Linked DNA regions of Homo sapiens: all the other regions are linked to region 2. Evidence: chromatin contacts called from ENCODE Hi-C or POLR2A ChIA-PET data. All regions are on one chromosome and are shown on one strand. Each heading gives the region's core, a stretch centred on a gene start or an enhancer-like site at or near the end of the contact. The rest is flanking DNA. Distances are from core to core; before and after follow the strand shown.

Region 1 (5,090 bases), core at 460-2,959, 1.2 Mb after region 2:
AAGTGCTGGGATTACAGGCATGAAGCACTGCTTCCAGCCAAATTTCCTCTTATCAAAACATCAGTCAGATTGCATCAGAGCCCATTCTAACAAGCTTAGTTTAACTTAATAGCCTCTAAATGCCCTATTTCAAAATACAGTCATATTCTGAGGTACTGGGTGTTAGAACTTAAAGACAATGATTTATTTTATTTTATTTATTTATTTATTTTTTGAGACAGAGTCTCGCTTTGCCGCCCAGGCTGGAGTGCAGTGGCTGGATCTCGGCTCACTGCAAGCTCCGCCTCCTGGGTTCACGCCATTCTCCTGCCTCTGCCTCCGGAGCAGCTGGGACCACACGCACCCGCCACCACGCCCGGCTAATTTTTTGCATTTTTAGTAGAGACAGGGTTTCACCGTGTTAACCAGGATGGTCTCGATCTCATGACCTTGTGATCCGCCCGCCGCGGCCTCCCAAAGTGCTGGGATTATAGGCATGAGCCACCGCGCTTGGCCAACAATGATTTTTTAGGGACGTGATTCAGCTCATAACATTCTGTACTCTGGACTCCCAAAATTCATGTCCTTCTCACATGCAAGATCCCTTCACCCCCATCCTAACATCTCAAAAGTCTTATTATTATTATTTTTTGAGACAGAGTCTCACTCTGTTGCCCTGGCAGCAGTTCAGTGGTGCAAAGACAACTCATTGCAGCCTTGATCCCCTGGGCTCAAGAGATCCTCCCACCTCAGCCTCCCAAATAGCTGTGACTATAGGCGTGAGCCACCATGCCTGGCTAATTTTTGTATTTTTTGTAGAGACAAGGGTCTTACTATGTTGCCCCAGGTTGGTCTTGAATTCTTGAGCTCAAGCAATCCTTCCACCTTGGCCTCCCAAAGAGCTGGGATTACAGGCCAGAGCCACTGCTCCTGGCCCATTTCAAAAGTCTTAATCCATTTCAGTATCAAACTCTAAGGCCCAAATATTACCCAAATATTATCTGAATCACATATGGGTGAGACTCAAAGTGTGGTTCATCCTGAGGCAAAATTTCTGTCCAGCTGTGAAACTGTGAAGCCAAAGAAGCTATTTGCTTCCAAAATACAATGGTGGGACAGGCACAGGATAGACCGTCAGCCCTGGAAACCACCCTTCTACTCTGTTACTGTAATTTTGATGTTTGTAGATTGCACATGTAAGTAAGCACATGCAGGATTTGTCTTTCTGTGTCTAGCACATTTCGCTTAGCATAATGTCTTCAGGGTTCCTGGATCCAGCCACGGCTGCACATCAGATCTTCACGGAGATCCTAGTTCCCTGACTACTGAGTAACTTCAGCCTTAACTGGCTTCAGCCTCACTGGCAAGACCCGATGGAGTCCACCAGGCTCGCAAAAATCGATTTTGACTTAAATCAGTTCAACTTGACAAGAAGAAAACATCTTAGTTTCCAACAGAAGTGGACCACAACTTTAAGCTTTGACCTTAAAGTCTAAAACATTAACTTAAAATAGGCAGGAAGCAACGCTGCTTCACAGGACAAGAAATAGTCACAAATACTCCTAAATCGGGAGAACAAAGACTTGCTGGGTGGAAGGCAGAGCGAATAACAGGCCCCGCCCACCAAACAGGTCCCGCCCACACCGCCCGTCCCGCTTAGCCCACCTGGCCCCGCCCACTACCGCATCAGCCTTGCCCCACCCTTTCAGGGTTCCCAAATCTGGCCAGTCTTTCTGCCCTTTCCCTTGCGGGTCGCACCCCGCCCAGGCCCCTCTCCCGCCCCAGGTCTCTCAGTCTTTTTTCTCAGGGCGTGTAGCTTCCTGCACACCCGGAAGCAGATCGCGCGGGGAAAAGATCACAGCGCTGCGCGTCAGTTTCCGTCTACCTGGACTAAACATTTGCTTCGCCCCGTCTGCCTGAATCGAACGTGCACTTGGCAGTCTTCCCTTGTCCATACCCGTTTCCTGGGGATCGCTACGGACCTTAAAATACCAGCAACAGCCCCTTCGCCCCAAGTAAGTCTGATAATTGCTTCCCTTTCGGTTTAAAAATCTCTCTGAGGCTGTTCCTTGCTCCCTGCCTTTCTGCCTTAGGACCATGTAGACAACCCCACTCAGGTCGTGTTCCTGCTTAAAACCCTTACTGACCTCTGCTTCGGCCCTGCGCCAAGTCGAGTCCTCACTCGGGAGGTGGATTCCCGCCCGTTGCGACCCCGGAGCTTCTCCGTCGTCAGCCCCTGGAGGGGAGCGCCCGCCGTCCGGCTCCTGAAGGAGTCGCTTCTCCTCCCAGGTCCTGGGATTCTGCAGACCCTCCCTGTCCTGAGACACCGTACCCCCTGCCACCTTGTGTCCTCCTCACGCCGGGTCCTTTCGCTCCCCAGGCTTCCCCTTCACAGCCACTGCTTTTCTCGATCCCCCCCTTGGGGGAGGTCACCTGAGTCTTGTGACACCCAGTGTTCTTCCTTCCCAAATTTTACTCCACTGGAAAATATGCTTTTCCGGGAGGTGGGCATCCTATTCCTCCCCTTTCTTACTGAATGTGTGGGTGAGAGGGATCAGGAGAGGAAAAGAAGGGGAGCGACGGAGCAAAAGGAAAGACCGAATAGAAGAGAATGAGGGAGACCCATAAATACACGGCAAAATGGATGATAATTTAGGGATTTGCAAAGAGACAGCAAGAGTGAAAGAGAACGAATGGAGAAAGAAGCAGGGGGAGGAAAGCACACAGAGAAATTTAGAAAAAAAGGGGGACCTTCAGAGAGATGAAAGGCAGCAAAATAGAGTGGGGCGGCAAAGGAGGAGGCACTGCAGACAGACAGTGGGGAGAAGGTGAAAGAGTTGGAGCCGCAGCCGACAGAGCTACGTGGTGCTGGGACTGAAAGAGAGGGAGAGAGGGCAGTGGGTGACAAGCAGAGTAGAGGGAGAACCACAGCAGGGAGGAAGCCTAGGGAGTTGGGGGTGCTAGAGAGTGGGAACAAAGGAGGTGTAACAGGTAAGAGGGAATTTTAACAAGGAGAGCAGAGAGGGAGCTCAGATGGGGAAAAAGAGGCGGAAATACGTGGAGATTGGGGACAATCAGAAAGATTGGGGAGAAAGAGCTACGAGAGGTGAAGTAAGTTGCAGAGCATCGGGCAGAACAGACATAAAGAGGAGAAAAACAGAAAAGGGGAGGAAAGGTGCAGAATGAGAGAGGGACACACACAATAGTGAAGAAAGTGGGAGAGGACCCCATCCAGATGAGCGATGAGTTGATTGGATATGGATGGTGGTTGTAATATTCTAATTTGTGACTTTATACTCTAATTTAAAATTCATTTCTTTAAATTGTACTCGTGAGGATGAAAATTACCACTCTTTTCTGTAAGGCTTGTGCATTTTGTATTTATTTGTATCAAAAGATATTTGGAATTTCTGTTTAGCCAGAGAGCATTTAAATTAAGTCATTCGTGGTAACTCTTTTCTTCCCTGGGATGGGGTAGAGGATAGAGTAACTGAGAAATGGGGCGATAAATGACTGTCACTGTCACTACAAGGTATGTCTTTTTTTTTTTTTTTTCTTTTTTGAGACAGGGTCTTGCTCTGTCAGACTAGAGTACAGTGCCATGATCTCCGCTCACTGCAGCCTCAACCTCCTGGGCTCAAGCAGTCTTTCTGCCTCAGAGTGCTGGGATTACAGACGGGAGCCACCACGCCAGGCCTACGAGGTATATCTTTGTATGAGTATTCAGAGTCTTATTTTTTTTTGGTAATGGATTTGCTTTTTTCTTTTTTTGGGACGGAGTTTCGCTCATGTTGCCCAGGCTGGAGTGCAATGGTGCCATCTCGGCTCACTGCAATCTCCGCCTCCCAGGTTCAAGTGATTCTCTTGCCTCAGCCTCACGAGTACCTGGGATTACAGGCATGTGCCACCACGCCTGGCTGATTTTGTATTTTTAGTAGAGACAGAGTTTCTCCATGTTGGTCAGGCTGGTCTTGAACTCCCAACCTCAGGTGATCTGCCGGCCTCGGCCTCCTAAAGTACTGGGATTACAGGTGTGAGCTACTGCGCCTGGCCTACTTTTTTCTTTGTAGTTCCACTTAATTCATCGTTATTTTGGAAGCTTGAGATAAGTGTTAGTTTATTCAATATCTGCCTTTCTATAAATAATTACTGACTTCTGAAATAAGATTTGGTGGCATCCTATAATCAGCTGACGTCATTCATTTCTAAATGTTAAGTATTGTCATTTTTTTAAACTTTCACCCTATAACTCATTAAATTTTTCAAAAACTTTCCAAACTGTTAAAGTGTCCAATACAGTATAGACACCACGGTGTACGTTAGATTCCCCTGAACTTCTTCATTTTATAACTGAAAGTTTATACGCTTTGGCCAACATTTTTCCATTCTCCCCACCACCAGCCCCTGGCAACAACTGTTCTACCCTGTTCCTATGAATTGGATACTTTAAAATTCTGCTTGTGAGGTCATACAGTAATTGTCTTTTAGTGTCTGTCTTATTTCACCTAGCGTAATGTCTTCCAGGTTCATCCATGTTGTTGCAAATAGCAGGAGAATCGCTTGAACCTGGGAGGCGGAGATTGCATGGTTCATCCATGTTGTTGCAAATAGCAGGATTTTCTTCTTTTTGATGGTTGAATAAGTCCATTATACATATGTACGCATACTATATATATCTATATAAATACACGTACACATAAAGATATGTATACAGACACATCATACATTTTCTTTTTTATTTTTATTGATTGATTTATTTATTTGAGATGGAGTCTTGCTGTGTCACCCAGGCTGGAGCACAGTGGCATGATCTCGGCTCACTGCAACCTCTGCCTCCCAGGTTCAAGCAATTCTCCTGCCTCAGCCTCCTGAGTAGCTGGGACTACAGGTGCATGCCACCACACCCGGCTAATTTTTGTATTTTTAGTAGAGACAGGGTTTCACTGTGTTGGCCAGGATGCTCTCAAACTCCTGACTTCAGTTGATCTGCCCGCCTCTGCCTCCTAAGGTGCTGGGATTACAGGCGTGAGCCACCATGCCAGGACACTTGGTCTTTGTTTAGGAATTTATTATCCTTGCATCCCCCTGGTGCAGTGGGCTGTCTCTCCACA
Region 2 (4,790 bases), core at 2,165-4,664:
CATGTCTGTGTATGAACTTTCCATTCTAATTAGTAAGATAGTTGGAGTCAGAAACACAGTAACTCACTCAATTACCTAAAAATGTAGTATAAAATCAGGCAGAAAAAATTGCTCCATATTGGTCACCTTTTCTAGAATTTACCACATACTTTGTGCACATGAATACATGACTTCCATTGGCAGTTGCTCTAATCCTGGTCTACAGAGAGCTGACAGAGCATCCAGATGTAGCCCCTGAACAATCCCTGCTGCCCAACAGCACTGACACCATGGGACCCTCACCCCATCTCCATCCATGTCTGGGTGTGAGCCCTTCCCAGGACCATGCCCAGTGCAGCCTCTTCCCAAGTTCATGTCACTGGATCATGGGAGATGGAATCTAAGCAAGATAAGAGGGAATGAAGGAAGGCATGGGTGAGTGCGAGCAAACCTGTCAGGCAAGATGCTTCAGACTCAGAGAAGATTCCAAACTCCAAGGTCAGCATTTCTGAAAAGAAGGAGACAGAACAATCCACCAAGAATATCATCTCACCTGAGGAAGAGCCATCCCTGACTCCTTTGCTTTCCTCTTCCTCTTCCAGGTTTCTTCCTCACATACCAAGAGTCTTTAGAAGTCAATCCTGAATGTTAGAAATATGTTGTTTATTGCTCAGAATCAACATATCCCCTCCCTGTAACACAACAACACATACAAAGGAGACCTCATCCTGAGGACATACGGTCCCCTATGCTGCCGACCACACCAGGGACAATAAACTCCTACAGGAAAACTCCCACTCCCCTCCCGGAGAAGCCCACACACACGCTGCAGCAGTGGGGAGCTGGGGTGGGATGAGCTCCCCTTTAGGGCACAGACCCAGGCCTGACCAAACCTCATGCAAAGGCTGGGTGCGGTGGCTCATGCCTGTCATCCCAGCACTCTGGGAGGCCGAGGTGCGTAGATCTCTTGAGCTCAGGTTTGAGACCAGCCTGGGCAACGTGGTGAAACCCCATCTCTACCAAAAGTACAAAAACTTAGCCAGGCATGGTTGTGCACGTCTGTGTGTCTGTGGTCCCAGTTACTTAGGAGGCTGAGGTGTGAGGATCGCTTGAGCTCAGGAGTTCGAGACCAGCCTGGCCAACATGGTGAAACCCTGTCTCTACTAAAAATTCAAAAATTGAGCCGGGCACACTTAAGTTTACACGCTTAACCGCATCATAAAGTTGCAAGCAGTACTTGGAATCATCACTAATGAAACAGCAAATGCATTAGACTTACTGGCCCAGCAAGCCACAAAAATGAGAAATGCCATCTACCAAAATAGATTAGCTTTCGACTACCTCCTAGCCTAGGAAGGAGGAGTATGTAGAAAGTTTAATCTAACTAATTGCTGCCTAGAAATCAATGACAATAGGAAGGCTGTTATAGAAGTAACTGCAAGAATAAAAAAATTATCCCATGTTCCAGTCCAGACTTAGACAAAGTAGACTCCCGAGTCCCTCTTTAGAGGCTGGTTTTCCTCCTTCAGTCGATTCAAAACCTTAACAGGAGTGGTTCTAGAAATACTAAGAATTGGTTTAATACTCCCTTACCTCACCTCTCCTTGTTAAGAACGTTCAATCAACTATAGAAGCAATTGTGACTAGGCAGACTACCACTCAGCTAATAGCTCCATATAAATATCAGCCTGTGCCTAAAGAAGAAAACCTGCTCTTTCATGAAGAATCCAGTAATAGTGGTGCTTTCTATTAAAACCTTATTTATAAAAAGCAGCAAAGGGAGAAAACTGAGGCAGAAATTTAAAAAATCAATATGCATTCATTCACTCCAAAAAACTAACAGGCAAGGCAAGGGTTAAAAAGAAAAGAAGAACAAGTTTTCCTCTGCCTAGCAAGCTCACTTCAAGGACAGTTATAAGATAACGCTTTTTGTGCAGCTGAAGCCAAAGGAATGAGCTCCAGAAAACCCCACTTTAGAACAAGAGTGAAGAAAAAAAAAGTCTGTATTTAGCTGTTCTTGTTTTTCTTTCAATGCAGCTACAAGACCACCAGCTATGCAAGGCCACAAGTTATGCTATGCTATAGATTATGTGACCAATCATTACATGATTAACTGCTTTTATTTTGCTTCTGTAAGCCTGCTTATAAAAACCCCACTCTGTCTTTGTTGAAATGCTCAGCTTTTTAGATGTAAATCCACTGAGCCGGTGCGTACCTTAAATAAACATCGTTCTGTCTCCCGCATACCGGTCTCTCTAGTACTTAGTTTCCCGCAACACCATCTCTGCGCCTCCTCTGCTCTCCCTGTTACATTCTCTCTTCCCTGTTATACCCTCATCCCCACTCTCTAGCACCCCAGATCCCCAGGTGTCCTCCCTGCTGTGCTTCTCCCTCTGTTCTCCTTGCCACCAGCACCACTCTGCTCTGTCTGCCCTGGCTCCAAATCCCTCCTCCTCTCCCTCACTCTGATGAGCCTCCCTCTTTGCTGTCCCTCTCCCTACCTTGCTCTCTGTCCTTCATCTCTCTGTACATCTACCTTTTCTCTACATTTCTCCAGTTGCTTTTCTCCTCCTTTTTTTTTTTTTCCCCCACATTTGCTGTGTCTGGCAAATCCCTCACCCATCCTCTACTTTGCCATCTGTTATGAGTCTTTTTTATTCTTCTTTTCTGTCTCAGGTTTTCTACTGCTCTACGTCTGTCTCCTGATCCCTTTAGCCTACACAAGCACCGGAGGCTTTGGATAAGACACAGGAGGGTTTGGAGCAAAACGCCTGCATCCCGGGGGAGCGCATTTTCCAGGGGCTGGAGCTGGGCAGGCAAGAACACCCCGTGTCACAGGACAGGCCCCGGGCACCTCCCTAACTCGGGCTCAGGGAAAGCAGTGACTGTGGAGGCGAACCTGGGGAGCAGTAGGGCCCGCAAAAGGAGGGAGGCGGCGGCGCCACGGCGCCTTAAGACAAGGGTGGGGTCTGCAGGATCCCAGGACCAGACAGAGGACGCGGCCTCCTTGGGGCTGGGGCCGCCGCGCTGCGTCCAGCTGCCAACGAGGGCGAGACTGGGAGGCGCTCAGGGAGGGAATTCACCTCTCGGGTGAGGACTTTAAAAAGCGCGGGACGGGAGGAGTCAGAAAAAGTTTCAGAGCAGGAAAACTACGTGATAGAAAGTGTATACATTGCCCTATAGCAGAAACACCCGGGACGGGACCAGCCTCAGGGGGACCTTAAACCCAAAAGGAAGCGACCCCCGGACTCTCACGGGGTCGTCTCAACTTGCTCTGGGTGAAGGAAGACGGCTGAGAATTTCCAGGTTAGTGGAGACCCCACGCCCCAGGTACAGAAGCGCCAGGGACCTGGGAAGCACAGACTTAATACAAAACAGAGCGAAACTCACCCGCGGCGGTGGGATAGTCACTCCACGCCGTCCGCTTCCGGGTCTGCGCGAAGCTGCGCGCGCAGGAAAGAAGCCAGGCCTGGGCGGGACCCGCGAGGAGGTGGGCGGGCTTGGGCGAGGTAGGGGCGGGGCAGAGAGACTTTACCCTTTAGAACCGACAGAGGGCGGGGCTGTGGCGGGACCTGTGAGTCTCTCAGCCTGGCTCCCAGGGCCTCAGTTTTCGGGTTTTGGAGGCGAGACCGGCCAGGAAGGCTGAGGCATGATTCAAAAGCCCTGGAATTGTCTGGAACGGGGATGCAAACTGGAATGTAAAATGCAAAGCCCTGCCTGGATGGAACGTACGATTTCATGCTGACAGCCCACAAAACAGAATAGAAATCCTCTCCCTTTCCAGTCTCCATTCACTTGGGAGGGAGAGTCCACCCTGTGCTCAGCTGCAGAGACTTCCCTAGGGCCACCGCCTGGGATGTGGGACGGAATGCTCAGGCCAGCGAGGAGTGAGGTCACCACCTTCTGGATAAACACAGCAGGGATGTGGGCGCGGGCGCGGGAGACTGAGGTCCCAGCTACTCAGGAAGCAGCGGCGGGAGGATTGCTGAGCCTGGGGGTCCAGGCCAGCCTGGGCGACAATGTAACACCCCCTCCCGCAGGGCTCCCTTCCTCGTCACTCTCTCTTTTTTTTCCTTTTTTTTTAAACGTTTTAAAATAAGAGTTTGATTGTGTGAGATAGGGATCTAACAGTATTCTTTTCCATGTGGATATCCAGTTAGTTGCCTCAGCACATTTTTGGAAGAGATTTATTCCTTTATTTATTTACTTATTTCTTTTGTTTTGAGACAGAGTATTTCTCTGTCGCCCAGGCTAGAGTGCCGTGATGGGATCTCGGCTCACTGCAGCCTCTGCCTCCTGGGTTTCAGCGATTCCCCTGCCTCAGCCTCCAGAGTATCTGCAATTACAGGCGCGTGCCACCATGCCCGGCTAATTTTTGTATTTTTGTAGACGAGTTTCACCATGTTGGCCAGTGTGGTCTCAAACTCTTGACTTTAAGGGATCCACCTGCCTGGGCCTCCTCAAAGTGCTGGGATCACAGGCGGGAGCCACCGCGCCTGGCCAAATACTTTTTACTTCACTTTCTAATTGTTAAGAAAATACAATTGAAAACGAAACAAAAAAATCTTCCCCCAAATGACAAAACATCTCCATGACGATAATAGAGAAAGAAATAAACACCATTTTATTAATAAGTAAGCCTTAGACCAGAATGTGATGGGAAATAGAGGCAAAGAGCTAAGAGGTTGAAAAAAGAGAAAGACACTTCACAGTTCTATACAACCCATTAAGTACATGTTTTCAAGATAAACACTAATCAGTCCTCAGGGAAAAGGACTTGACAACACCCTTGGTCACACATAGTTCATCCT
Region 3 (4,662 bases), core at 822-3,321, 1.1 Mb after region 2:
CATGGACAATACCTCCATGTGGGTGCACTAACCAAAGTAATCCCTTGAAGTAAATATTGGTGATGCCAGAGGAAGGATGTCACACTGTCCTGAGACTGTGAGTAGGGCTGGCACCTGGTGCACAATCGCAGGGTCAGCAACAGCCAGGGGGAGGGACAGACCATTCCCAGTTACTACTGAGTAGAGATCACAGGCCCTGAGACAGGTGGGTGGGCCGGTTGGAGATCTCTTCCCTTTACTGGTTGAGATGGAAATGTGCACGTGTTTTTCCGCATACTGACCAGTTCTCTGGCACACTCCCAGCTGGATGACCCACAATTTAACTCAATTTTGATAGTATCTACCTGGAGATAGAATCAGATCCCAGTTAAGGACTCAGTCCCACAAGACTGCCCCTCACCTCAGATATGGATAAAATTAACGGTTTCCAAAACACACTCCTCTATTTTGATTTGCTAGGATGGCTCTTCCACCTGTATCCTTTGTAATAACCTTTATAACTGATAGTAAACCTAAGTAAAATTTTCTCTGAGTTCTGGGAACCATTCCAGCAAATTAATAAAATGTGAGGAGGCCGGGCAAGGTGGCTCAAGCCTGTTATCCCAGCACTATGGGAGGCCGAGGTGGGCAGATCACCTGAGGTCTCAGGAGTTCACGACCCGTCAGGCCAACACGGTGAAACCCTGTCTCTACTAAAAATACAAAATTGGCCAGGCGAGCTGGCGGGCGCCTGTAGTCCCAGCTACTCGGGTGGCTGAGGCAGGAGAATCGCTTGAACTCAGGAGGCTAAGGTTGCAGTGAGCCGAGATTTTGAGCCCCTCTCCTCTCCCGCAGTTTCTCCCCTTCTTCCCTCTATTCCTTCTTTTCCACTTCATCTGCTCCATCTTGCAATTTTTTTCCTCTTGTTGCTCTTTCTCTCCAATCTTTTGATTGTCTCCAATCTCCATATATTTCTGCCTCTTTCTTCTCCCATCTGTGCTCCTCCTGTTAAATTCCCTCTTCTCTGTCACGCCCCCTTGTCCCTACTGTCTGGCAACCCCAGATCTCTGGGGTGGTTCTCCCTTTGCCCTCCTTGTCACCGGCTGCCCCCTCTTGCTGTGCCAGCACCACGCTGCTCGGTCTGCCCTGGCTCCAAATCCCTCCTCCTCTCCCCAACTTTGTCTGAGGAGCCTCCCGCTTTGCTGCCCCTCTCCCTACCTTGCTGTCCTTCATCTGTCTAGAAATAGAACTTTTCTCTACATTTCTCGAGTTGCTTTTCTCTCCCTGCTACTTCCTGGGGTGCTTCTTTCACTTTGCAAATCTCTCACCCTCCCTCTGCGTTGCCGTCTTGTTATGGATCTTCCTCATTATTTTCTCTCTAAATTTTTCTGTTTCCTCTACCTCGCTCTCCATCTCTCTTTCACTTCACATTCACAGGGAGGGGACTGGAATAAAATACCCACCTCCTCAAGAGCACAGTTTCCAATGGGAGGAATTTGGGACGGAAGAACACTGGGTGCCCTGAGATAGGTCCCGGCCACCTCCCCCAACACAGGATCCGGAGAAGCCGTGACTGCGAAAAGGCCTGGGGACAGAAGGGAACGGCCCAAGGAGGACTACGGCGGCAGGCAGATCAGGGGTGGGGTCTGCAGAATCCCCAGACCAGGCAGAGGACGCGGCCCCTCCCGAATGGCGGCTGCGGCGCTGCGCCCCAGGGGCCGACAAGGACGAGGCTTGGGACCCGGAGGGCGTGGATCCGCCTCGCAGGCGGGGACTTTACGTGGCGCGGGGCTGGCGGAGGGGTCACTGAAGGGTTTTAAGCAGGAAAACGGCGCGAAAGCAGCTGCCTACGCAGCCCTACGGCAGAACGACCGGAGACAGAACCAGCCCTAGGGCGATTTTAACACTCTGACGGGACGCATGAATTTACTCGGGGTGGAGAGAGCGGTGCGGGGATTTCAAGGTCTGTACCGCCCCCCACATCCCGGGTACAGAAGCGTGAGGGCACCGCTAAGCGAACACTTAATCTAAACAAAGGAAAACTCACGCGCCGCAGTTGCGCCATATCTCCACGCCATCCACTTCCGGGTCTGCAGGCGGCTGCGCGCGAACGGAGAGGCCGGGCCGGGGCGTGGCCAGCGACGTGGCGGGCGGGGCCTGAATACTTATTGGACGGGGCCTGCACTTCCCTCCTCCTATCTCTGGGCGTGTCTCGGTTTTCCGCGTTTTGCAAGCCACACTTGCCAGTCAGGCTGGAGCCGCTCCACGGTTTGTGACCTGGGATCTCACTAGGAGGGTCAACGTCTGTTGTTTGGATCCAGGAAAGTTCCCACAATTAAAATTAAGGAATTCAATTAAAATTTAGAAATTTAATTGAAAATCCCTTAAATTGTCTGTGAAAGGAATGCAAACTAAAATACAATATGCAAACTCAACCTGTGCAGAATGTGTAATTTCACGCTGACGCCCCACAGAATAGCATAGAAATCCTCTCCATTTCTATTCCCCATTCACTCTGGAGTAGAGAGTTCCAAAGAGTTTCCTGGGCCACATCTGGGGCGTGGAGTGCTAAGGCCGGTGAGAAGTCAGGTCACCAGCTATTGCTTTTAAAAAAGCAATAGAGGCCGGGCACGGTTGCTCACGCCTGTAATCCCAGCACTTTGGGAGGCCGAGGCGGTCGTATCACTGGAGGTCAGGAGTTCGACACCAGCCTGACCAAAATGGAGAAACCCCGTCTCTACTAAAAATACAAAAATTAGCCGGGCGTGATGGCACACGCCTATAATCCCAGCTACTTGGGAGGCTGAGGCTTAGGTCAATATTTTCTAAAAATACTGTAATTTCAGATTCACTTTAGGTGCATTCTGAAAGTAATAAGTAAACATACTTTTTATTTTAAAAATTATAATCTCTTAAATCTTGTTTGTTTTCTCTTCTTCAATGTACTGGCCCCTGTAGATAACAAAGCCCTTAAAATAGTCTTCAGAAGACAATTGTATTTATTGATCTAAAGAATAACTCTGCAGTAATTCTAAGTGTATTTGGTAGGCCGATTATTCTTTTATAGAACCCTGATAGAAGTAAAACTAGATTATCAAATTTTAAATAGCCTTACGTCTGCCGGCAATAATTTTATGGCAATATTTTTGAATTAACAGGTACTAATAAGTATGCTTTTCTCTGATATCTCACCCCCCCAACTTTTTTTTTCTTAAGACAGAGTCTAACTCTGTCATCCAAGCTGGAGTGCAATGGCACGATCTCAGCTCACTGCAACCTCCACCTCCTGGGTTCAAGCAATTCTCCTGCCTCAGGCTCTCGAGTAGCTGGGATTACAGGCGCGTGCCACCACGCCTGGCTAATTTTTGGATTTTTAGTAGAGATGGGGTTTTGCCATGTTGGCCAGGGTGGTCTCAAACTCCTGACCTCAGGTGATCATCTGCCCACCTTGGCCTGCAGAGTGCTGGGATTACAGGCGTGAGCCACCGCACCCGGCCTTATATCCCTATTTTTGGATCCCTTCATCCATCTTGAAGTATGATCATGTTTAGATATGAAAATGAACATATTTAAAATATTAGCAGGTTAAAATGAGGATATAGTGATATGTCACAAAGATGGATACGAGATGACATATCAGCATTTTTTATTTTTATTTTTTTCAGTTGGAGTCTCGCTCTGTTGCCCAGGCTGGTGTGCTGTGGCATGGCCTCCACTCACTGCAACCTCTGCCTCCCGGGTTCAAGCAATTCTCCTGCCTCAGCCTCCCGAGTAGCTGAGATTACAGGCGCCTGCCACCATGCCCAGCTAATTTTTTGTATTTTTAGTAGAGACGGGGTTTCACCATGTTGGCCAGGCTGGTCTCGAACTCCCGACTTCGTGATCCGCCCACCTTGGCCTCCCAAAGCACTGGGATTACAGGCGCGAGCCACCGCACCCGGCCCATATCAGCATATTTTACTTCGATTATTATTATTATTTTTTAGAGACAGGGTCTAACTGTGTTTTCCAGGCTGCATATGTACTCCTGGGCTCAAGACATCCTCTTGCCTCAGCCACTTAAGTAGCTAGGACTCCAGGCACACTCCATGGTGGCCTAGGTCAGCATTATTTTTTGAAGATGCAGTATCTGGGATAGATTTTGGGATCTGTACAAGATAGATGTCTATATTACACAATATTGCTAAATAGCTATGTTGCCACGAAACAACTTTTAGCATTGACTTTTATGATCTGAAGCAAAGAAATGAGTTGATTGCAGAGCTTTTCATGAAACTAAAAAGTAGAGGATAAGCTGATTATAGCTTAAAGTTATAAACCCATTATGTATATGGGGAGTTTGTTGCTTCTAAAATTTTCAAGGGATCAGCATGGACATTTTTGGTTTTTGTTTTTTTTTGACAGGATCTCGCTCTGTCACCCAGGCTGGAGTGCAGTGGCACAATCTCGGCTCACTGCAACCTCCGCCTCCCAGGTTCAAGTGATTCTCCTGCCTCAGCCTTCTGAGTAGCTGGGATTACAGGCGCGTGCCACCACACTCAGCTAAGTTTTTGTATTTTTAGCAGAGATAGGGTTTCACCATGTTGACCAGGCTGGTCCCAAACTCCTGACCTCAAGTGATCCTCCTACCTCGGCCTCCCAAAGTGGGATTACAGGTGTGAGCCACTGCACCTGGCCAACAAT
Region 4 (5,343 bases), core at 1,869-4,368, 1.3 Mb after region 2:
TTCCCTTCGTCATCTGGCTTCTGCGGCCAAGACCAGAGAGACCGGAAGAGAAGGCACTTCCGCTATATCACGCTCAGAAGCTCAACATTCCGTGTTGAATTAGAGTCTGAGCCGAGATGGCATTACTGCACTACTGCTTGGGTGACCGGAGCCAGACACTGCCTCAAAAAAAAAAATTCTCCCAGGCTCAAGCAATTTCCAACCTCAGCCTTCCAACTAGCTTGGACTACTGGTGCACACCATTACCCTTGGCTAATTTTTGTATTTTTTGTAGAGATAGAGTTTTGTAATGTTGCCCAGGTTGCTCTTGAACTCCTGGGTTCAAGCAATCTGCCCACCTCAGCCTCTCTCAATGTGCTGGGATTACAGGCGTGAGCCACTGCACCCTGCCTTGTTCCTTTACTTGCTTAGTAAACTTGCTTTCACTTTACAGTGTGAACTCACCCCTAATTCTTTCTTGCATGAGATCCAAGAACCCTCCCTTTTGGTTGTAACTGCCCAACAGGTTCTCCTTCCCTGCTGCCTAGACAGAGCTGATTCATCAAGACAGGGGAATTGCAAGAGAGAGTTTAATTCATGTGGAGCTGGCTGTACAGGAACCTGAAATTTTTTTATTACTCACATGAGTCTCCCTGAAAACTCGGGGATCAGGGTTTTTAAGGATAATTTGATAGGTAGGTGTCAGTGAGTCGGGAGTGCTGATTGGTTGGGTAGGAGACGAAATCATAGAGATCTGAAGCTGTCATTTTGCACTGAGTCAGTTCCTGGGTGGGGTCACAAGACCAGATGAGCCAGTTTATGGATCTGGGTTGGTGTCAGGTGATCCATCAAGTGCAGGGAATGCAAAATATCTCAAGCACTGATCTTAGGTTTTATAATAGTAATGTTATCCCCAGGAACAATCTGGGAAGGGTGAGAATCTTGTAGCCTCCAGCTACATGACTCCTAAACCATCATCTCTCACCTTGTGCCTAATTTGTTAGTCTTACAAAGGCAGTCTAGTCCCCAAGCAGGAAGGGGGTTTGTTTTGGGAAAGGGCTGTTAATGTCTTTGTTTCAAACTATAAACTAAGTTCCTTCCAAAGTTAGTTCAGCCTATGCCCAGGAATGAACAAGAGCAGCTTGGAGGTTAAAAGCAAGATGGAGTTGATTAGGTCAGATCTCTTTCACTGTAATAATTTTCTCAGTTATAATTGTGCAATGGAAGTTTCAGGTTCTGGATCAGGACCCCTTTCTGGTAACACAAGGATGGTTATGAATGCATCCAGATATCCAAAAAGTTATCTCTGAAAGCCAGAGATTTCCTTTCCCTATGGGTTCTTCCCTTGCATGTCAACCCAAGGATTCACTGGGGACCTAGAATTGTGCAGGGCAGTTAGGAAGAGAGAGACAAAAGAGAGAAGAGGTGAAGTAGTTTTGAAGAAGAGAAAGAAGGTCCCATGCAGCCTCAGTTTTTTTTCCAACAAACTTTTCATGCTGGGAAATAGGATCCTGGTTTATTTGTGGGAGGGATTTTATAGGAGGGTGAGAAAAAAATGCCCTTTGAGGGTAGAGTCTGTGGAGCCCTAATTGGGGAAAAGGAGTCAGCCTGAAAGGACCAGGAGAAAGCAAAGAGATAAAGCAAATAAGCTATAAATCTTTCTTCATGGTCCAGAACATATAAAAAAAAATAGAGGAAGCAGATAAGCTGTAGGTCTCTTTTTCTTTATGGCCAAGGACATATGGCCTTTCTGTGGAAAGAACGTAAATAAGTCACAAACTTTCTGCTTTCATTTATCATCAAACGCCTCAGCTAACAGAAGAATGCAAGTTAGCTCCCTGCTACCTTGGCCTCCCAAAGTGTGGGGATTATAGGCGTTAGCCACTGCACCCAACCAAATCTCCTCTTCTCATGGCTCACTGCAGCCTTCACCTCCTGGGCTCAAATGATCCTCCTTCCTTACCCTTCCGAGTTGCTGGGCCCACACGTGCAGGCCACCATGTCCAGATAATTTAATTTTTTGTAGAGAGGTCTGGCTATGTTGCCCAGGATGATCTCAAATCCCTGGCCTCAAGCAATTCTGACACCTCAGCTTCCCAAGTAGCTGGGACTACAAGAGTGCATTACCAAGCCTGGCTACTTTTTGTATTTCTTGTAGAGATGGGGGTCTCACGATGCTGTCCAGGCTGGTTTTGAACTCTTGAGCTCAAGTGACCTGCCCACCTGGGCCTCCAAAACTGCTGGCCCATCTCAAAAGACTTAATCCATTTCAGTATCAACTCTCAAAAGTCTTAATCCATTCCTGTATCAGCTCTTAGGGCAGAATACCCCCTAAATATTATCTGAACCACACATGGGTGAGAATCAAGGTGTGATTCATCCTGAGGCAAAATTTCTGCCCAGCTGTGAATCTGTGAGGCCAGAGAAGTTATCTGCTTCCAAAATATAATGGTGATAAAGGCATAGGATACATCCCCCAGCCCTGGTAACCACCCTTCTAATCTGTTACTGTAAATTTGACGTTTGTACTTTGCACGTGTAAAAGCACAGGCAGTATTTGTCTTTCTGTGTCTAGCATATTTCGCTTGGCATAATGTCTTCCGGGTTCCTGGATCCAGCCACGGCTCCACATCAAATCCCCAGCGAGATCCTAGTTCCCTGACTATTGAGTAGCTTCAGCATCATCGGCAAGAGTGGATGGAGTCCACCAAGCTTGTAAAAATCGGTTTTGACTTAGTTCAACTTGTTAAGAAATCATCTTAGTTTCTAATATAAGTGGACCACAACTTTAAGCTTTAACCTTAAATTTTGAAACATTAACTTAAAATAGGCAGGCAGCAACGCTGCTTCACAGGACAAGAAGTAGTCAGAAAACCAAAGACATGCTGCCTGTGAACCAGAGTAAATAACAGGCTCTATTTCGGCCCCGCTTACCCCATGAAACCCCGCCCCATCCTCCGCCGCGGCTCCGTCCCGCCCCACCTAGCCACGCCCACTGCCGCTCCGGCCCGGCTCCACCCTCTCAGGGTCCCTCCCCGAGTCAGGCCCCTCTTTCCGACCCGCCCCTTGCTGGTCGCGGCTCGCCCAGGCCCCGCCCCCTGGCCTCCCAGTTTTTTCTCTCCGCTAGCAGTTTCCGTCACTCCCGGAAGCAGATTGCGCCAGGGAAAGGCCTTATCGCTGTGTGTGTGTTTCAGTCTACGTGGATTAAACATTACTTCGCTCCGTCTGCCTGGATTAAACGTGCACTTTGCAGTCCTCACTTCTCCGTACCAGTGATCTGGGGATCGCTACGGACCTTAAAATACCCATAGCCCCTTCGCCCCTGCAACAGGCACTTCTCCCCACGTAAGTCCGAGAATTGCTTCCCTGTCGGTTTAAAATCTCTCTCAGGCTGTTCCTTGCCCCCTGCCTTTCTGCCATGTAGATAACCATGTCGATAACCCCATTCAGGTCGTGTTCCTGCTTAAAACTCTCATTGACCCCTGCTTCGGCCCCGGGCGAAGTCAAGTCCTCCCTCGCGAGGTGGATTCCCACCAGTCGAGACCCCCGAGCTTCGCCCTTGTCGACGCCTGGAGGGGAGCGCCCGCTGCCCAGCTCCTGAAGGAGCCGCTTCTTCTCCCAGGTCCTGGGATTCTGCAGACCCTCCCTGTCCTGAGACACCGTCCCCCGCGCCACCTAGTGTCCTCCGCGCGCCACCTAGTGTCCTCCTCACGCCGGGTCCTTCCCCTCCCCAGGCTGCCCCTTCACAGCCACTGCTTTTCCTGACTCCGCGTTGCAGGAGGTCACCCGAGTCTGTCTTGTGACACCCACTGTCGTTCCTTCCCAAATTTTTACTCCACTGGAAAATGTGCTCTTCCGGGAGGTGGGCATCGTATTCCTCCCCTTTCCTCCTGAATGTGTGGGTGAGAGGGATCAGGAGAGGAAAAGAGGGGGAGCGACGGGACAGAAAGAAAAACTGGGGAGAAAAGAATGAGTACACGGCAAAATGGATGATAATTTAGGTACTGGCAAAGAGAGCAAGAGTGCAAGAGGACGCATGGAGAAAGTAGCACGGGGAGAAAAGCACATAAAGAAATTAGGGAAAAGGGAGAGCTTCAGGGAGCTGAAGGGCAGCAAAATAGAGAGGGGCGGCAAAGGAGGAGGCACTGCAGTCAGACGCGGGGGGCGGAAAAGGTAAGAGTCGGAGCCGCGGCTGACAGAGCCACGTGGTGCTGGGACTGAAGGAGAGGGGAGTGGGTAACAAAGGAGAGTAGAGGGAGAACCACAGCAAGGAGGAAGCCTAGGAAGTTGGGGGTGCTAGAGAGTGGGAACAAAGGAGATGTAACAGGGAAAAGGGAATTTAACAGGGAAGAGGGATTTTAACAGGGAGAGCAGACAGGGAGCTCAGATGGGGGAAAAGAGGCAGGAATACGTGGCGGCTGGGGACAATGGGAAAGTTTGGGGAGAAAGAGCAACAAGAGGTGAAATAAATTTCGAAGCATTGGGCAGAATAGACATAAAAGAGGGAATAAAGAAAGGGGAGAAAAACAGCAAAGGGAAAAAAGACGTGCAGAATGAGAGCGGGAAACACATAGTAGTGAAGAGAGTGGGCGAGGACCCCACCCAGATGAGCTGTGAGTTGATTGGATATGGATGGTGGTTTTAATGTATTGATTTGTGACTTTATACTCTAATTTAAAATTTGTTTCTTTAAATTGTACTCATGAGGATGAAAATTACCACTCTTTTCTACAAGGCTTGTGCATTTTGTATTTGTTTATATCAAAAGATATTTGGAATCCCTATTTAGCCACAGGGCAGTGACTTGATTCAGTCATTTTGTAACTCTTCTTTCCAGGGAGGGAGTAGAGGATGGAGGAGGAGAGAAATAGGCAAGAAATGACTGACTGTCACTACAAGATGTATCTTTGGTTTTTTGTTTGTTTTTTCTCTTTTTGAGACAGGGTCTCTGTCGCCCAGGCTGGAGTGCGGTAAAATTATATCGGCTCACTGCAGCCTCTCAGCTGCACTCCATCCTCCTCAGCCCCTGAAGGTGCTGGGATTACATGTGTGAACCACCTCTACAGGCCTACAATGTATGTCTTTGAAGGAGAGTTGAGAGTGTTGGTTTTTTGTTTTGTTAATGGATTTACTTTTTTCCTTGTAGTTGCTTTACAGTTAATTCATTGTTATTTTGGAAGCTTGATTTAAATTTTAGTTTATTCAGTTTCTTCTATAATTACTAACTTCTGAAATAAGATTTGATGTCATCCTGTAATCAGCTGATGTCATTAATTTCTCAATATTGCCTTTTTTTAACTTTTACCCCATAATTTATTAGATTTTTCAAAAACTTTCCAAACTGTTAAAGCGTCCAGTGCGGTA

What was found. Hi-C counts contacts between places; a loop is a spot of excess contacts on that map. ChIA-PET counts read pairs that join two places held with the same protein, here RNA polymerase II (POLR2A). Pooled maps may share reads with other maps.
Region 1: a map with no recorded cell type shows a loop between it and region 2 (10-fold over the local background). The contact joins the promoter of ZNF836 here to the promoter of ZNF765-ZNF761 in region 2. A Hi-C loop is called at or near these places in 1 of 37 single-sample maps with no recorded cell type and 8 of 50 pooled maps. POLR2A ChIA-PET finds 5 or more read pairs at or near these places in 1 of 52 experiments (A549).
Region 3: a map of PC-9 shows a loop between it and region 2 (20-fold over the local background). The contact joins the promoter of ZNF766 here to the promoter of ZNF765-ZNF761 in region 2. A Hi-C loop is called at or near these places in 1 of 168 maps with a recorded cell type or tissue (PC-9) and 8 of 50 pooled maps. POLR2A ChIA-PET finds 5 or more read pairs at or near these places in 1 of 52 experiments (A549).
Region 4: a loop to region 2 is called in a map of naive thymus-derived CD4-positive, alpha-beta T cell, with 12 times the contacts of the local background. The contact joins the promoter of ZNF616 here to the promoter of ZNF765-ZNF761 in region 2. A Hi-C loop is called at or near these places in 1 of 168 maps with a recorded cell type or tissue (naive thymus-derived CD4-positive, alpha-beta T cell), 1 of 37 single-sample maps with no recorded cell type and 7 of 50 pooled maps.

The regions. Positions count from the first base shown.
Region 1 is chr19:52,168,240-52,173,329 of GRCh38, reverse strand. ZNF836 (zinc finger protein 836) reads left to right here and starts at 1,709. Exons shown (of 5, transcript NM_001102657.3): 1 at 1,709-1,994; 2 at 3,549-3,682. RefSeq lists a silencer at 1,541-1,590 and an enhancer at 2,171-2,310.
Region 2 is chr19:53,393,773-53,398,562 of GRCh38, reverse strand. It overlaps ZNF765-ZNF761 (ZNF765-ZNF761 readthrough), which reads right to left and starts at 3,414. Exons shown (of 13, transcript NM_001350496.2): 1 at 3,370-3,414; 2 at 533-620. ZNF765 (zinc finger protein 765) reads right to left here and starts at 3,414. Exons shown (of 4, transcript NM_001040185.3): 1 at 3,370-3,414; 2 at 533-620. The coding sequence starts at 547. RefSeq lists a silencer at 3,345-3,544.
Region 3 is chr19:52,266,996-52,271,657 of GRCh38, reverse strand. ZNF766 (zinc finger protein 766) reads right to left here and starts at 2,071. Exons shown (of 4, transcript NM_001010851.3): 1 at 2,027-2,071. The coding sequence starts at 2,044. It overlaps LOC124904763 (a long non-coding RNA gene), which reads left to right. Exons shown (of 4, transcript XR_007067331.1): 4 at 1,417-2,414. RefSeq lists enhancers at 1,065-1,134, 1,568-1,862, 1,785-2,330 and a silencer at 2,045-2,274.
Region 4 is chr19:52,137,713-52,143,055 of GRCh38, reverse strand. It overlaps ZNF616 (zinc finger protein 616), which reads left to right and starts at 3,118. Exons shown (of 4, transcript NM_178523.5): 1 at 3,118-3,324. It also overlaps the pseudogene RPL37P23. RefSeq lists silencers at 2,823-2,872, 2,883-3,162 and an enhancer at 3,283-3,522.